Linked DNA regions of Mus musculus: region 1 is linked to region 2. The links are chromatin loops, found by intact Hi-C in ENCODE. Cell type or tissue: gastrocnemius. All regions are shown on one strand. Links, peaks and the distances in the headings refer to the core of each region. The heading gives the core; the rest is flanking DNA.

Region 1 (8,997 bases), core at 582-8,581, 49 kb before region 2:
GCTCTTACAAAAGATCCAGGTATAGTTCCCAGCACATACACTGAGCAGCTCGCAACTCCCTATAACTCCAGTTTCGGTAAATCTGATGCCCTTTTCACCTGTACACATGTGGTGCACACAAATTCAAACATGCACATAAAATAAATAACACTAATTAAGATGGAAAAATGTATCAGAGAGTAAAGAGTTAATTCTGAAAATCAGATACAAAGAATATTTCAGTGAAGTCTTCAAGATTCCAATAGCTTGATGGATGGAAAGGGAACCAGACAGTCATGAGATAGCCAGCAATTCCATGCTAAGGTATAAGGTACTGTGGCTTGAATCTGCAATGTCCCTTGCAGGCTCATGTACTGGTCCTCTGCAGGTTATTGGCACTTTACTGGGAAATGTTGGACATCTCTCATTGCCCACCTCCTCTCCTCCTCTCCCCTTCTCTTTTCCTAGCTATCAGGAGATGAGAAACTTTGTTCCACTATATGTCTTCTACCATGAGGGTACTGAAACCACAAACAAACCTTTCTCCCACTTAAGATGTGTATGTCAAATAAAAGTCTAAAACAGAAAATTGGCCCCAGAAAAGTGAGGTCATTGCTGTTTGCTGCTGGTGTAGGTAGAAGCCTTTGGACCCAGTCTTACAGGAGGAATATTAAAGACTTTAGAAAAACAAGCCAGCTGGGCAGTGGTGGTGTACGCCTTTAATTCCAGCACTTGGGAGACAGAAGCAGGCGGATTTCTGAGTTCGAGGCCAGCCTGGTCTACAGAGTGAGTTCCAGGACAGCCAGGGCTACACAGAGAAACCCTGTCTCAAAAAACCAAAAAAAAAAAAAAAAAAAAGAAAAGAAAGAAAAAAAAACAAGCCAAAGCCAAGAGTGTTGTCAGTAGAACTTAATGGACAATTTTGGTGGGAGCTCAGAAGACTAAAAGTCATTAAGAATGTGGGCATTAAAGACAGGTTTCAGACAGCAAAGACTGCTGGAAACTGGACTAGAAACTGTACATGTTACACTATAATAAAGAAGATACCTAAATTTTATCCATTTATCAAAACACTAAACTCCATGACAGGCTGAGTTTATGAGTGATCCACTGGAAATTCCAAAGGAATGAGGTTTACTAACAGCTATTAGCATTTATAATGAGAAAAAAGCAGCAAAGACTGAAAAACTTGCATCATGGTCAGAAAAGTTGGGGCCAAAGAAAGTGTGACTACTGAAGAAATTAGGGCCATTAATTATAAGAGGATTATCATCAAGGCAAAGGGTGTCTCCAGGGCATCTTAGGAACTGGCCAGAACTCATACATCACAGGTTTAAGGACAGTAAAGCGTAAACTAATTTGGGATACATCTTCCTTGAGAAGAGAGAAAATATCGTGAGTAGACAAGGCCAAGGCCATCTGGGAAGCTGTTTCCCCAGGATGTGTCCATTGTGCTCAGGCACCCAGGTACTCTTGAGGCTGCTGTAGCTATGGTCTCAGGGAGCCACTACAACTGCAACTGGCAGCAATCCTTGCCCTTCCAAGTGATACTGAGTTAGCAGGTTTCCACCCAGATTTCAAAGAAAAGCCTGAGAGGTTGAGAAATATGTGATAAGAAGAGAGTCCCTGCACTATGACGTCATTGAGTGGAACCATCCCAAGAAAGTTCAGATGGGCTGCATGCAAACAGCAAAGCCAAATGGCAGGGTTGCCCAAGCCCTCTGGAGCCTACAACATACCTCAGAAGACAGACAAGGAGCAGCAAGCTTTAAAGTTTGCCTTGATGGGTCCATGCAATCCTTACTGGCTATTCCGTTCTACATTTTAGAATGGAAATGTTTACTCTGTGCCCTTGTGTGTGTAACTTTTTTTTTTTTTTTTACAGGAACTCATATAGCTGAGATATTGCCTCAAGTCTTAGAAGAGACTTTGGACTTTTGAGCAATGTTGAAATATAATACATTGGGGACTCTTGAGATAGAGTAAATATACAAATACATTTTGGGGCCCAGGGTGGAAAGCTGTAAATCTGAAATGTGCCCCTTGGGCTTATTTGAACATTTGGTCACCAGCTGAGGGCACTATTTTTGAAGGTGCTAAAAACATCAGAAGGTGAAACTTAGTAGAAAGAAGTAGGTGGCTGGAGGCAGGTTCTTTGTGTGTCTGTCTCTGCCCTTTGTCTGTCTTTCTCTGTTTCCTGGCTTCCGTTAGGTTGAGTTCTCTAAGCTACCATATCTATCCTCTGTCGTGATGGACTGAGTTCTCAGAACCGGAAGCCAGAACAGAACTTTCCTCCCAGAGGGTGTTCTGGGAGCTGCCTGGCATGTGAAGTACAAGAAGGCATATAGTTTCAGACATAACTAAAAGAATAAACACAGGCGGCAGTGCTTTTAGGGTACATTCTTAACCCTTTCTATACTGCCTCTTAGTGAAGGGAAGAGTGTACATTCTTTCCTAGAGGCCAGCAATAGCTTCAGAGGGTAGAGCAGGGGAACCAGGCAAGAAAGCATTCAAGGAAGGTAGATTAAAAAGTGCATAGAGGGGCAGGGGATGTAAGTGGGTTGGTAGAGTGCTTGTCTAGAATACATGATGCCCCAGGGTTTAATCCTGAACACTATAAGAAAAAGAAAAAAAGAGGGGAGCAGGAACAACAAAAGCATGAATACAGAGCTGGGAAAAATCTGATGCCTGGGCTCAGCAGTTAAGTAATTATACTCACTGCTCTTCAGGAGGACTAGAGTTCAGATCCCAGCTCCCAAGTCAGGCAGATCACAACTGCCCGGAACTATGGCTCCAAAGAAATCCAACACCACCTTCTGGTCTCTAAGGGAAAAATATGCATATACATGCATATAAATAAAAATAAATCTTTCTTTAAAAAAAAAATCCGGTAATCAAAACCGCTCTCAGGGCCAGTAAGATGGCTTGGTAGATAAAGGCATTTGCCAAGCCAGCCTGGAAACCTGAGTTCAACCCCTAGATGCCAGCTCACTACAAAGCAAAAGACATACAGAAGATGAGACTTCTCGTTTCACAGAGACTGAAGGTCACGAGATATAACAAGCTTGCCCACAGTGACCCAGGAAGCAAGAGGGGGGCTGGAATGTAACTCCAGTCTTTCCAATCCAGTACTAACGAGTTAATAAGTCTTCTTGAAAGCAATATTTTATATTTAATTTCCACAAAAGAAACATTTTAAGAAAAAGCATGCCGTCCATCCACAGGGCCTACAGCAAGAAGGAATTCATTCTGAGGGATTTCCAAAGGCTCCAGAGAGGATACAGTATCTTATAAGAATCTTTTGAAACTAGAGAAAGCAGAAGTGGGGGACCCTCAAATCAGAAGAAAGAGTATAAATCAAGAACATCTGAAACTGCTTGGTGTGATCAGAGCAACGGTAGTCTTACAAGGTAATGTGGAAAGGAGATGGCCAGGACAGGGTGACTGCACTGCACTGCCAGGGACCTCCCACACTGCGTTTATAACTGTACTCTAAGCTCCAAATCCCAGGTGCTTAGACGCTTGCAGGACCAGAGGCTGCCATGTGTCTGGGAAAGAGAATCCTGGAAACCAGGCAAAGTAGAGAGAAAGCAACAGTGGCCTGAAGACAACTGACTGCTTCCAGCCTGCAGGGGAATCTGAGGACTCAGACATATCAGCACTAAGCGGCATTTTAAGAGCTTGAGTGAGGATGACATTACTTCACATCGCCCCCTCTGCCTCTCTATCCTGCAAGGCAGGTCTCAGCATTCTTCCCATTTCACAGATGACAAAACTAGCTCAGAGGCCATTAGCTGCTCCAAGTCAAATGATGCAAAAAAACAGGGGCAAAGCTCAGGCTTGGTGCATTTCCACACAAAAGAAGAAGAGCAAGTCCAACACTTTTAAAGAGCCCTGGGATAAAATCAGGCACAGATGGAGCTACACAACAAATGGGAGCAAGCAAAACACCATTAAGTTTCTTTTTTAAATGTTCATAATTTGTATATCAAATCAATCATTCTTTAAAATTCTTAATTTGCCTTGTTAAATGTTGCCATGTTAAAAATATTTACCCTTATGTTCAAAGAACAATACATGTATCTCTATGACACTAAATAAGAGTAAAACTCTCCTACTTTCTTAATGAAAATAGGCTCATATAAAACCTGTTACAGTCAATTTGAAGGCCTATTTTGTTTTACATTCTGAGAATTTAATAGCGGACTTCATCTGGGCTACATTTCCAGCCCTAACTACTTTTTAAATGATTAAACATTTGTGGCGTCCCAGCGATGGGGAGGCTGACATGGGAGGACCCCTGAGGCTTGCTGGCCAGTCACCCTTGCTGAACTAGTGAGTTCCAGGTTCAGTGAGAGACCATGACTCAAATCCCAGCATTTCAAAGTCAGAGGCAGACATAGCTCTAAAGTACTTGGCCAGCCTAATCTACCTAGTGAGACCCTATCTCAAAAGTAACACCTGAGGGCTGGAGAGATGGCTCCGTGATCAAGAGCACGGGCCGGTCTTCCACAGGACCGGGGTTCAATTCCTAGCAACTGCACAGTGGCTCACAACTGTATGTAACTCCAGTTCCAGGGGATCTGACACCCTTACACAGATATACATGCAGGTAAAATACCAATACACATCAAATAAATATTTTTAAAACAATTATAAAAAACATCTGATATTGATCACTGGCCTCCACGCGTTAAATATACATGCACCCAAACACACACATTAATATATAATTATAATTCAATGTTTGTCTAAGAGAAGATAGTGGGGAAATATGATAAAGGGACATTATAGAGATATATAAATGAACTTGTGAAAGAACACGTTTTAAAAGTACATCAGTTGGCAAGAATAGCAACTAAATCTACAATAATAAGTATCAACTGCAAGAAGCCTCCATGGGTATTTCAAATGCACAGTTCCAGAATGGTTTTTGTCATAAAGATCCTGAGACCTAGTTAAGAATGGTTCAGCCCAAAACATCTGCGGGCGAATATTTGACCTTCAGAATGCAGAGTGACAGATATTTTTCCCCTTCTTTTAAATCTGAAGTCTCTAAAACCGACAAAGTGTCATGCAACGGGTCCTATACTGGTGGCAGAAATCTTGCGTGGGGTTTTCACTGCATAGGCTTTTCCATGGCATCACCTGTTATCCAAACTGCACGTCCCCGGCTCCTCGGCAAGCCTCTCCTACCGTTTCCTTAGCAAGCCAAGAACCAGAAACGCAAAATGCATTGTCAGTTACTTGGGCAACAAGGCAAAGCAGGTGATGAGACCCAAGAACCCCGTTTAGTAAATGACTCCGGAGTCGCATGTCCCCCTCCCGTTTATCCCCCATCTCACTTTTCTTGGTTAAACCTTTAAGGTTTGTCTACAGAAGGGCAAACACTGAAGGGAGGGGCTGCCAGGTTCGGGGTCTGCTCCCCACTGCTCGCCCTGTCCTGGCCTCTACGCAAAGCGCTCAGCCCTGGCCCGGCGTCCACCGGGAGCTCCCGGGACGCCGGCCGGAAGCCGGGCCGCGAGGGTCCGGGCGGTGGCGCGCGCAGGCCGGCGACTCCGGGGCCTGTCACTTCTGCCCTCGGCCGTCACCTTCTTCGACCCCGCGCCATAGGCCCGCGTGCCCGCCACTCACCGCGCCGCGCCCGCCCCCGACCGCCGAAGGACAAAGCTGAGGGCGCGGGGCGAGGCGAGGCCGCTGTCCTCAGGCCGGGCCGCCTCAGCCCGCCGCGGCCCATTGTGCGCACTCATCGCACGCCGCCCGCGGGGTCCTCGAGCCGGACATCCCTCTGGCCCGCCACCCGCCACGGCCCCGCTCCCGGCCGCCGCCTACCTGCCAAGGCTACCGGGTGGGCGCCTCTCCTTGCGCTCCGAGGGCTGCAGGCGGCTGCCGAGCGCCGGGCGGCCCTGGCCTGCGCCTTACGTAAAGCGGCGGCGGCCCCAGCGCCAGGCGGCGGAGGGCGGGAGGCGGCGCGCGGCAGCCGCTCCGCTGCGTTACCTGGCAACAGCCTCAGCGCCCGGCCAGCCAACGCCGCGTTCCATATCCTTCCGCCCAGGCGCCGGGATTACATCAGCGCGCCGGGGCTCCGCCCTCGTGCTGTGTGGGTGGGGGAGCAGCAGGCGCGCAGGACTGGATTCTGGGGTCCTGAAGATCCTGACACCACGAGGCCGACCTGAGGATCCGAGGCTTTGAAGCTTTACCAGGCCCTGAGAGAGGGCTCCTGGGTCGGTGACCTCCCGCTGGGTCACTGAGACCCGGCTTTGCAGAGCCCTTCCAACACAAACCCCCGCGTTACACCTGTCCGCGCCCCCTCTTCGCCATGTCCTGGAATGGCTGGAGTGGGCGGCTTAACATAAAGACTTCAATTAAAAACAAAAAGTGACATGGCTTTTTTATGTTATTATTAAGTAGGCAAAAAATAAAAGACCTTCTGGAAGATTCGGAAGTGGGAGCCAAAAATGTGCACTAACCTTTTAATCAAAAGCCTCTTCCCACCTACTCACCTTCCCTAAATGTGACTCCTAGGCTCTTCCAGAAAAGCAGATGTAGATGTCAGAAGTACCAGGAAGAAAAGCCAGAGATGTGCCTTCTATACAAAGGCAAGAACAGGTCCCGTAGGGGAGTGACCTGCATGTAGTTCATCAAACTCATTGAGCACCGCCAGGCACCAGGCCCTGTTCTTGGGTTCAGAGTCTGAGACCCGGAGTTCCCAAGCTCAGCTCAGGCTTCTGGGAGGAGCAGAGAACTGGAAGTACTTTTCTGCTGAGGTAGGCTGGACTCTTGTATGCAAGCCAAGGTCAGGAACCTAAAAGAACTGTCCTTTCATAGAATCCATACTGTTCCAACAAACATCTTTTCACTCTCCCGGAGAAACCCAAAGTAAAGCCTTCCTGGAGAGACCCGGAACAGGCTGGGGAGTGGGTGACGCCTCGGGATGGAGGCAGAATTTGAGCACAGGCCTTTGGCTCTATTGTCGGGGATCTTTTCCTTCACCCAAGTCTTACCCTTCCTTAGTTTGCTCCCCCTTTTGTTGCCTCGGGGTTCATTTGAGGTGAGTCACAAGCCACAGTTTTATTTACTACACATCTTTTGGTTACCTGTTCCAGGGCGGGCAGCCAGGCAAACTCATATAACATGCGAGAGAGTGGAAAATCCAGGGTCATCTGAGAGTGAAGGTGGGCATAAATGGTGTCAGGATCTTCAGGACCTCAGAAGCCAGGCTTGCACAGACCAGGGAAACATTTCCCTAAATATGGAGAATTTGCACACATTTTTTGGTACATACATCCATAATAACATTAGTGTCTCCTAGTCTGTACCTTCTGTAAAGGCATATCGATAGTAGGGCAGTTTTAAAAGAGTAACAAAGTATCGCAAACATATGAAAGGAAAGATAACACAGCCACTTTGTAGCCATCCTGTTGACTATAATCTGTGTGTATGTGTTCCTCGGGTGATTGTGGGCAGGCACCTGTGGAGGTCAAAGGGTAACATCAGTTATCAATCACACTCCATCTTATGTTTTTTAGACTTATTTATTGATGTGTACTAATGGATCGCAGTGTGGGGTCAGAGGACAACCCACAAGAGTCCGTTTCTCTCCTTCTACCGTGTGAATTCCAGGGATCAAACTTAGGTCCTCAGGGCAACAAACTTTTACCCACCGAGAATCTCTCATCAGCCCTCTGTCTTTTGTGTTTGTGTGTGTGTTTTGGTTTTTAACCTTGTGAGACATTGCCTCTCACGGAACCTGGAGCTCATAGGTTCAGCTAGACTGGCTTGCTAGCCAGCTCGGGGCCGGGGGGGGGGGGGGGGGGGTGGGGGGTGGGGGGGGGCTTCCTGTGCTCCCTCCCCAGTGCTAGAATTAAAGGCATGCACTCCTTAGGCCAGGTGTGGTAGTGTGCCAACACCCAAGAAGCAGTGGCAGGCCTCCTGATCTCTGTGAGTTCAAGGCCAACCTAGTCTACATAGTGAGTTCCAGGTGTACATAGTGATGTACATAGATGTCATAGTGACATAGTGACACCCTGTCTTAATAAGAAAAAAAGAAAAGAAAAGAAAAAAAGAAAAAGGCATACACTCTTGCTCCCACTTATTTTTTAAATGTGGATACTGGGGATCCAAACTCATGCAGGTGCTTTTACTAACTGGGCAGTCTCCCCAACCTCCCCCCGCCCCCCCAAAACAAAAAACTTTACTTTTGTTACTCAATCACAGGCCAGGTTTTTTTTTATAAACCACTGATTACTAAACCTTGAAGAATTTCCTGAAAGAAAAAAAAATCATAGTAGCTTGGAGGATTTGGAGGCAGTGAGGAAGTCACAGAAGACTGAAAGTGGTTTCCTTTGTCTTAATGAAGTAACGCCTGCAATTCCGACTGTACTGATCGGGAGCTCTGGAAGGTGTGTGGACTGCAGTCTCAGGACCTTTGCACCTGTGGAACCTTTGCCCAGGCTCTCCAGATCTTTGCCTCGCTGGCTCCTTCCCGTTCCAAGGTCAGGTCCAGTGTCAGCCATACATATATACTTTCCCTGATGCCAATTTATAGCAGTCTGCTTCCCAGTCCTGCAGTGTTTCTCGGGTCCCAGTTCTGAGCAATACTTGAGAGTATCTTGTTTGTGTGTTGGTTTTCACATTGAGACCCTTTTTCCAGGAGAGTGGTGTCCTTGTCCAGGGGGTTCATTTATGCAATTTGGTCTTCTATGGCTACTCTTTCGGAGAGCTCAGACTCAGCAGTACCCTGCCTTCCACTTGCCACTCTACACGTGTCTTCCTTAAAGTTGCTGCCTACAGATCAGCTGAGGTGAACTCAGGATAACTTCGGCTCTGGTGCCATAGCTGTGGTCCCCAGGGAACACAAATGAGGCCAGAGGCCCCTGCTGAAACAGAGTAGCAAAAGAAGAAACAGTGGCAGAGCTCCCATTCATCTCTGAAAAAAAAAATCATCATCATAGTTGTGTTTGTTCGCTCGCTCTCTCTCTCTCTCTCTCTCTCTCTCTCTCTCTCTCTCTCTCTCTT
Region 2 (8,997 bases), core at 551-8,550:
CTGCTTTCTCTGCTTGTTGGAAATGCCTTTTGCCTGTAACAAATTGACCCTAATTTGAAGGGGTTGCCAACAGAGAGGTGTCTCCATCTCTGGCCACACACAGTGCTTGTGTCTTCCTGGAAACCAGCTCTATGCAGCTGGCATGGCCTCCTCCCCGGGCAGGCTCTGAGCAGCGAGCCGCTGTGTGGTAAGGAGAACAAGGCTACATTATGAGAGTTTCACAGGCTGGCTGTGGACAAACAGAAGGCCTGAGTGTGCCCAGGGACAGCAGCCTGCTTAGAATAGATCACTGAGTTTGGCTCTGAGCGGGCAGGAAAGTAGCCAACAAGAACCAGGTCTTTATGAGGGGAAGGCCCAGCTTGGCACGGGCTGTGAGTGTGTACACCTGCCATCCCTCTGCAGCCTTTGACAGGCCTCCGGCTCTGGGTGGCCCACAGGCATGCACACATGCAGCAAACAAGCTTACAGATAGACCGTCTGCAGCAGCATGAGCTTCCAGCTTCCTCCCCTCTGCCTCCCACTCCAGGACACAGGCAACTAAAGCCAGTGGACAATGAGAGCAGCCTGGGGGGCTCTGTGCTCAGGTCGTGAAGCGGGCAGCTCCTCCATCAGTCCAGGACTGGTGCTTTGGCAGCCCCTCCGACCGAGTTGGAGACGAGGGATCAGATAACAGCAATCCTGTGACCAATTTCAGAGCTGATAAAAGACATGAGCCATGGAGCCAAGACCTGCCCGAGCCCAGGCCTGGTTCACACTGATGTGGGTGGACAGCTCCTCTCTCTGGAGCACGGCAGTGCTTTATCACATTGGCTATGGAGAAAATCACTCAAGATCGAGGAGTAGCCAAAGAGCTGTTTATGAAGATCCTGGGGCTCGGAGGGGATGGATGGCTAGCCTCCCTCTGTGTTGGGCTTCTGCTGGAGGTCTCCTGTGCTGGAGAAGCTGAGCCTTGGTCAGTCCTCACTGCAACGACCAGGCGGTCTATCAGGGGCCTCAGCTTCTCCTCCAGCCTCTCCCCACAGCCCTTCCTGGGAGCTGGTTAAGTAGCTTCCTCAGAGAATTCAGCCCTCTAGCTAAGCATCTACTTGGAATGAGAGGGACTAGTAGTAGCTGCTGGTCAGGAACACTGACCCAGCGTCGGCCATACAGGAAGATGAGAGCCGGAGAAAGGACTTCTCAGCCCAGCACAGGATTGCTCAGCATGCCCTCAGGAGGCTGTGAACTCCTGGATTCTCCTTCTTTCTTTCCAGAGGAGGAAACTGAGGTCCAGGGAGCTGGATAATTGGCTTAAGACCTCTTTGCTGGGCAATGCTACACCATACTGCCCCTTGGTGGCCATAGGTAGCATGTTTAGTGCACAAGGCCAGCCCTTCTAAGGCATTAGTGGAGCTAGGCCCTCCTGGGCTAGTGGATAATCCATAGCCTTGTCAGAGTCCTGGGTGGTGTTTGCTGTCGGTGCTCATGAAAAGTGGGGTCTGCACCAGGTAAGCTCTGTGATTCCTCACCTAGTTCTCTCCATCAAAATCCCCACACAACGGACTGTACAGACAGGAGAGGCTGAGCTGAACACGGGCGCTTTTTATCCACTCCTACCTGACCACGGCTCCTTCCTTTCCTCTTTCCTGTTGTAGTAAACTTCCAACCCCAATAAGTCTATGCAAAAACACACAACTGAGTTATTATGTTTATAAGTTGTATGTCTAGATTGGGCAGATCTATCACTATACTAAGCTATTCCCCAGCTATGAGAGCCCTTGTTACTTGTTCCTTCTCCAGGGCATGTAGTTCTGCTCCATCTTTCTTCCATCTCTTTTTCCTCTGTCCTTCTCCTCTGTTGTCCCCTACCCTTCCCCCACTCTCTAAAACCTCCAGCCCCACCTTTCCCTTCCATTGCCCAATCACAGGTTCTGGCCTTTATTTGACCAGTTAGAATGGGGAGAAAGAAGGTTCACACAGAATCACCTGGGTACCTGATCCACTCCTCCTCCAGGCAGCCCCTCTGGAGGAGGCAGATTTAGCATGAGATACAAACAGCTCCATGGCAACCCACAATAATTTTCCTTCCCAGAAAACCCAGCAGCCTCCTCTTGGACCCATGGCACCCTCTGTGTTCACTCTCAGGAATGTATCTCTACACAAGGAGACACATACATGTCTCTTACGTGAAAAAGGAAAAAAGGAAGATATTCTGACCTCTCTCTCTCTTCCTCTCTCTCCCACCCCTTGACCTTCTCTTTCAATCTCTAGTATTTTAGTTAGTATCTCTCTATGTAGATCAGGCTGAGCACTGGATTACAGCCACGTGCCATCACTCTGGCCCAGACCCTGACATTTCTCTTTACATGGAGGTCTCCTATGCATTCCACTGTCACCTCTCCGGATTTACCCAGCACCAGTCAGACTAAATGACTGAGATGTTGAGTCCACACGTAGAGACTGTTTCAGCCCCAGCGCACTGTCTGTCTTCACAGGAAAACCTAATGGCATGCCCGGTTCCCCAGCACTCATCAAGGAGATATAGGGTTGGGTCATTCTTGGCTGGAGAAAAAGGGTTTGAGGCCAACCTGGGCTACATCAAACCCTGTCTCAAAAAGAAGGAGGAAGAGAAGAAGGAAAGGAGGAGGAGGAGAAGGAGGGGAGGAGGGGGAGGGGGAGGAGGAGGAGGGGGAGGGGGAGGGGGAGGGGGGAGGAGGGGGAGGGGGGAGGAGGGGGGAGGAGGGGGAGGAGGAGGAGGGGGGGGAGGAGGAGGAGGAGGAGGAGGAGGGGGAGGAGGAGGAGGAGAAGGAGGAGGAGAGGGGAGGAGGAAGAAGAGGAAGAGATCTAATGGAGAGGCAGGATGATACTTTTGTGGCCACCTCATGGCCTTTCAATGTGTTTCTTCTTAGGCCCTGAGCCCAGTCATGTTCTGCATGTCTTTGGTCCTTGCTTGGGGCCCAGTATAGGTGACACTACTTGCCAATGGCCCTGACCATCCTGAACCACCCTAAAGCAACACTGGGTACTTTGCTCCTGACGAATAAAGAGTCCCCTTCCCTAGGCTTTTATAGAGCCAGGCTCTTGAGCTCACCCACCTCTGCTGCCCTGGTGGACTGGACTTGGACAAAGTCACTTCCGGCCTACCTTTGGTTTCTTGGGGCCTTCTCAGCCCCTGCAACCTCAAGAGCCAGTTCCCCCAATAACCCCTTCCCATAGAGCTATGTGCACATCCTCTTGGTTCCTCAGCCTCTCAGGAGAACCCTGACTGATACAGTGTGGCAGAGATGGAGCCAGGGAAGGGGGTGGCAGGATGGATAAGAGGGATACTGGCTCCTTCAAGGAACTCACACATCAGGCTGGACGAGACATGGCTACAACCCAAAGACACAAAGGAGGAAGTTGGAAGGAGATGTCTCCAAAGTCGAGGCCAGTATACACACTGGGGACCAAGAGTCTTGGAGGCACCAGGCACCCTCTCCACCTCCCTGTCAGCTGCCCTCTTGTCCCCATTGTCCCCTTCCATTCATTCCAGGTACATTGATAGTGCCTGCTGTCATCATTGGCTTAGCCCTGGGTGCCACTGGTTCAGAATAAACAAAAGGGACAAAGTTCAAGTCCTTCCCTTAACCAGGAGACAAGGAATAAGTAAATAAATGACCCTGCTTCTTTTGGAGGAAGGTCAGAGCTTTGAGGACAGTGAAGGGTGGGGAGCGTGCCGGTCGTGGTGCTTGCCGTGCGATTTCAAATGTTTTTCATGCAGCTTCCGCCTCACTCCGCTCACCACTCCACGCAAGAGGAACAGACATTGTGCCTTGGCTTCCACTTATTCTGTGTTTGTGCTCTGTGTGTCTGTCATGGAGGTCCGGAGTGTTGTGGCTGAGTCCTTCTACAAATCTTAGATGACCGAGTTTGAATTCCTTTCGGCCATGGCTAGATTCGCAGTTTTCATGCTTTCCCTACCCCTATAGCGCCCCCTGGTGAGAAGACGCTGTCCTGCAAGCCAAATGGTCCAGAGATGCCTTATTTCCATAGCCATCTTTTCATCTTGTCCCCACTCCCTAACCCCAAGCTGGGCTTCACTACACGGGAAGGATCCCCTCTCCCTTTGGTCGGTGAAGGGCCTAAAATAAATGGTCTCACATTTATTGATGGGACTGATGGTTTAAGCCACTTTGGAAAAAGTTCTCTACAGCCTCTTAGCACATTTAAGGTCTCAGAAAAGGTGAATTCCACATGTAGCCTGGCCTTATGTCTGGTGTTCCTACAAAGCCCATATGGTTTCCCTAGGAGTACATGTACTGTGTTTAACCAGTGTGGTCTTGGATCCATGATTTGGACTAAGTTGGTATTCAACCTCAGCTGTTAGTCTGCCCTGTTCTTGAGCTAGAAAGCACATATTTTTCTCTGTGTGTTCTTGGCCTGTGTGTTTTCCTAAGCCAGGAAATATATAGCTTGCTCACTGGGTATAGCACTTGGTATAGCTTGCTCACTGGGCCAGTCTGACTGCTAGTCACTTGACAGACATCTGAATGTCCCTAGCACATTGTTACTGCTGAGAATCCAGGCAAAGCAAGCAGGACCCAGGGAGCGTCTTTGGTCATGCGTACAGGCGATGAGGCAGCTAGTTGGATAATACCACAGCCGCTATTACACAGGACTGCTGGTTTGCTTCCAGGTCAGGATCCAAAAAGAAGTAGGAAGGTTGTTGCAAATTTGTGGGGATGGGGGTGAGCCCTATGGGAACTGTCTGCGCACAAAGCAGATTTCTGGTTTTATTCCATTTATGTCCAAATCAACTACTGAGAGCATTGGGTAAAGGCTGGTGCATGGGACTCAAGGGTGTTTTTTTTTGGGGGGGTGGTACATGTGCATGTGTGCATATATGTGTGTGGGTCCATGTACAAGCCCAGGCATGGAGAGAACAAAAGACAGCCTTTGGTGCCATTCCTCAAGAGACCTTGTTTTTGTTTCTTTTGAAATAGAGTCTCTCATAGTCCACCCAATAGGCTGGGTGCCCTGGGTGGCCGGCAAGCCCCAGGAATCCTCCTGCCTGTGCCTTTGATACTGGGATGACAAGTGCACACCATGATGCCTGGGGTTTCTTCTGTGGGATCAAGCTCAGGTCAAACACTGCACATACACACAGTATGTACATATAAACACAGCCATCTTCGCAGCCAGACTCAGATTTCTAAAGCCCCTTGACTGTGTGCACAAATGGACAGCAAGGAAGAAGCAGGGGACTGCCTGGGACTGCCTGGGACCGCCTGGGGCTGCCGAGCTGCTGGATCAACACACTGCTGGCAAGGGACGATGCTAATGCAGATGGGATCGGGGGTTGTGCACCGGGATACACTCCAGTGACAACTTGGATGCCACCCCTTTCTTTGTGAACATCAGGCCACTCTAAACCACAGAACTCTAAAAGGTATTCCTGTGAGCAAGTTCAGAAAGTTAGACATTCATCAGGTAAGACCCCAAAGTAGGACTCCATTTTTTTTTCTTTTGTGACTCACTCTTATATGACCTACACTCACACCCTGCCAGGCATCCTGAGCCCCTCTTTCATCTTGTTCACTTCGAACAGAAAAAAAAAAAAAAAAAAAAAAAAAAAGGACATCCTTAGATCCTTAGGAACTGGCTTTGCACCTTCCCATGGGGTCCCTTCTGAAAGTTATGTAGCCAAGCTAGCTACAAACTTCAAATTCCGGGCCATTACTAGTCTTTTTCTACTGTTTGGTTTTAAGCCCCACCCTCATGCATGTATGTTCAAGTGCATGTGTGTACACAGGCTCACACATGTGGGAGTTTGCCTGGGTGGAAGGCAGAGTGTGTTCGTACCCCTCCGAGGTTTCTTACTGGGTCCTTGAGCTGTTTCAGCAGGAATGTAGCTAGAGACCCCCCCAACCCTCCACCCCCACCCCCCGGGATCCACTTGTCTCTGCCCCTCAGTGCTGGGTTACAGATGCATACCTCTATGCCTAGATTTTATGCCTAGCTGGAGAGGTAAACTGAGTCATCAGCTTGCATAGCAAGCATGCCACCACTGTCATTCCCCAGCCCTTTTGTGTCTTGTATGTCTCAAGAACAACTGTTTTAATGGCTTACAGCCACGCATGGTGGTTTACCCATGATCTCCAGCTGTTTCTGCACTACCAGAGCAGGTGAAGTCATGGGAACACATGCCTACCATTTGAAAACCTTGGCCTTTTCAGGAGTACTGACTGCTCCCTATCAGGTGCACACAAGACACTAGGAACAGTTTGAGATTGACTCCTGAAAGTTCTGGCATGGGAAACAGTCACAGACTGCTTGCTGGCACCTCAGTGGCCAGCATTTCATACATATAAGTCCAGTCAGGGTTGCCAGAGGCTGATATCAGCTGAGAAACATCCTATACCCTGCTAATCTTAGCAGGCATGCTTTTGCACGCAAAATAGACTGATCCAAGGGTGACTGGTGGGGTGCCCATCCCTTGTTTTGCCAGTCACATCCATTTATATGAAGTGGGCTGCTCCAGACCCAAGCAGCAGAGATGGCCTGTATTTAGTCATTTTATGTGCATGAGTGTTTTATTTCTTTTCATCATCCTGGTGCCCTCGGAACTGGAATTACAAGTGATTGTGAGCCTCGACAGGGTTGCTGGGAATTGAACTGGTGTCCTCTAGAAAGAGCAGCCAGTGTTCTTAATCACAGAGCCATCTCTCCAGCCCCAGGCCTGTATTTAATGAATGGGCCAGGTAGCCTTTTTCTAGGTGGTATTAACTTGGCAAGAGGCAGAAGACACAGTTTTCAAAGATCCAGAGTTGGAAGGGGGAGCCAAGAGGCCTGAAGGTGGCCTTGCTAAGCAGTTACAGGAGCACCTACATTCCTTGTTTTTACAGACAGGACCATACTCCCAGTCTACCCAGTTTGCAGCTCAGATTGGCTCCAAACTGGAGATGCTGCTGCCTATTCCTCCTGAACGCTGGGGTGACAGGGAGGGAAGACTCACATATGACTACAACTTTCATCTTTGAGGTCAACAAAGAACTTTCATCTAATGTCCGGTACTGTGGGAGCCAGCAACTGTCCACATTAAGGCCACAAATCTACTTAGAAACTCCAGAGGCACCCACTAACTGGGATGCCAGCTGCCAGGACGTTTTAGAAACAAGGTTCACATGTTATCATCTGGACCAGGACTTCTCCATGTATTCTCTGAAGGTTTTATGATTAGCTTTAAAATACTGAGACCCTCTCTAAGGCTTACCACCTTCTCCTCAGCCTTGCTTATGATTTTCTAAGTAAATATATAAATAACATAATCGATGTGTACTTCATAGCACTTTTATGTTGTTTTATTGTACAGATACTAAATCTAAGATTTAAAAGTTTCATAATTCTGCCTTAAGCGTGCTTAAAAACTTTTTGTACAGATATGTAAACAACTTTTTGTTGATGTTTTTCAAGACAAGGTTTCTCTGTGTATTCCTGGCTGTTCTGGAACTTGCTCTGTGGACCAGGCTGGCCTCAAACTCAGATCTGCCTACCTTTGCCTCCCGAGTCCTGGTATTAAAGGCGTGTTTCTACTGCCTGGAGTGAACAACCTTTTAAGAAAAGAGTTGTAGCTAACAGACACTGTGAGTGCTCACAAAACTGAAGTGGGCTAGCTGGGCAATGGTGGTGCATGCCTTTAACTCCAGCACTTGGGAGACAGACACAGGAAGGTCTCTGAGTTGGAGCCTAGCCTGGTCCAAGAGGACAGCTGGGACTACACAGAAAAACCCTGTCTTCAAAACCAAGTGGGAACAGACCATGCTCTTAACTGCTGAGCCATCTCTCTAAAACCTTACGAAAGCAATCTTTTTTTTGGTGTTTTTTGAGACAGGGTGCTACTCTTTAGCACAGGCTGTCCTGGAACTCTATTTTCACATTCATTGACTGTCATAAAAATATATTAATAATTTCTAGTAGCACCCACTAGATTCTGAACAGTAAATGTAGGTCACTTGTCCCCTCAGCTTTTAAACCTGTTTCTTGATGTGAACTACAAATCAAATGAAAAAAAATATGTCACCATACAACACAGAAGGCCCATGAAAAGCAAAAGGAGATAATACTATCACATTTATTTACTGAGGGTTGTAACCCTGGCTCTCCTAGAACTCACTATGTAGACCAGTCTGGCCTCAAACTAAGAGATCCACCTGCCTTTGCCTTCTGTGTACTGGGATTAAAGGCGTGCACCACCATACCTGGCTAAGTCATCTATTTACTGATATATGGTCTTCTTAACTACCCAGGCTGACCTGGAGCTTACTCTACAGCCCAGGTTATCCTGCTACTCTGATCTTCCTGCCTCCGACTCCTGAGTGCTGGGATTGCAAATGTGTGCTATCACATCTGGTTCCATTACCGACTTTACCCTGACAGACAGCAAGAGACTCAGCTGAGTACTACCTGGGAGAACCAACTTAGGAAATAGTAGTTTGTTGGTAAGGGACCCGTGTGCCCCAAAGTGAAAGAACAAAACCCTTCTGCTCAACGAGACTCGGGGGAAGAACCGCAGAACTGTGAGAAGAGCAGCGAGGTTGGCTCTTCACACAAACCTTCCAAAGAAGGAAGTTGCCTTTTCTTACCCCACTACTAAAAACATGAACGACAGGCTCATTTCCAAACAAACTATGGTAAATAATCTCCAGAAGGAAATCTCTGCCAAAGAAATTTAACATTTTAATTGATGTGCTATAAATAGAACACTGACAACCATACATTAATATTCTTGCTTTGATAAACTAAGCTTCCAGTCAAACTGTCAAATACAACTTCAGGACTCCCTGCAACAAAACGCCCAGTTTGCTATCTTAAGAAACTGTCTTCTTTCCTTTGGCTTACAGTCTACACCATAGAAAATTGAATATAATACAAAACAATTTACTATCTATCCCAGAAGGCTACAGAAAACTGAACCACTGTTAGGATTTAATAATACAGCTTTAATTTCTTGGGCACTTTTGATCATATAAATATATAAATCTT

The links. Hi-C counts contacts between places; a loop is a spot of excess contacts. Peaks named below come from ENCODE experiments on the same cell type or tissue, not always from the same donor. Only the 100,000 strongest peaks of a DNase experiment are listed, where the experiment ranks them.
Region 1: a loop joins it to region 2, with 3 times the contacts of the local background. A loop is called at or near these places in 20 of 42 quality-filtered maps.

What each region holds. Positions count from the first base shown.
Region 1 is chr5:36,690,044-36,699,040 of GRCm38, forward strand. It overlaps D5Ertd579e (DNA segment, Chr 5, ERATO Doi 579, expressed), which reads right to left and starts at 5,978. Exons shown (of 9, transcript NM_001081232.3): 1 at 5,812-5,978. It overlaps Gm32725 (a long non-coding RNA gene), which reads right to left. Exons shown (of 3, transcript XR_868354.3): 3 at 8,191-8,908. In gastrocnemius, for the core only: a CTCF peak has its summit at 5,520; DNase peaks (open chromatin) are centred at 5,179, 5,634, 6,011, 6,662 and 1 more place; H3K4me3 peaks cover 3,027 bases; H3K27ac peaks cover 5,995 bases.
Region 2 is chr5:36,738,706-36,747,702 of GRCm38, forward strand. It overlaps Bloc1s4 (biogenesis of lysosomal organelles complex-1, subunit 4, cappuccino), which reads right to left. Exons shown (of 1, transcript NM_133724.3): 1 at 8,669-8,997. Among named protein-coding and RNA genes, the nearest start is that of Bloc1s4, 5.5 kb to the right of the region's middle. In gastrocnemius, for the core only: CTCF peaks have their summits at 1,334 (motif pointing left) and 3,962 (motif pointing left); DNase peaks (open chromatin) are centred at 1,334 and 3,949; H3K4me3 peaks cover 1,164 bases; H3K27ac peaks cover 991 bases.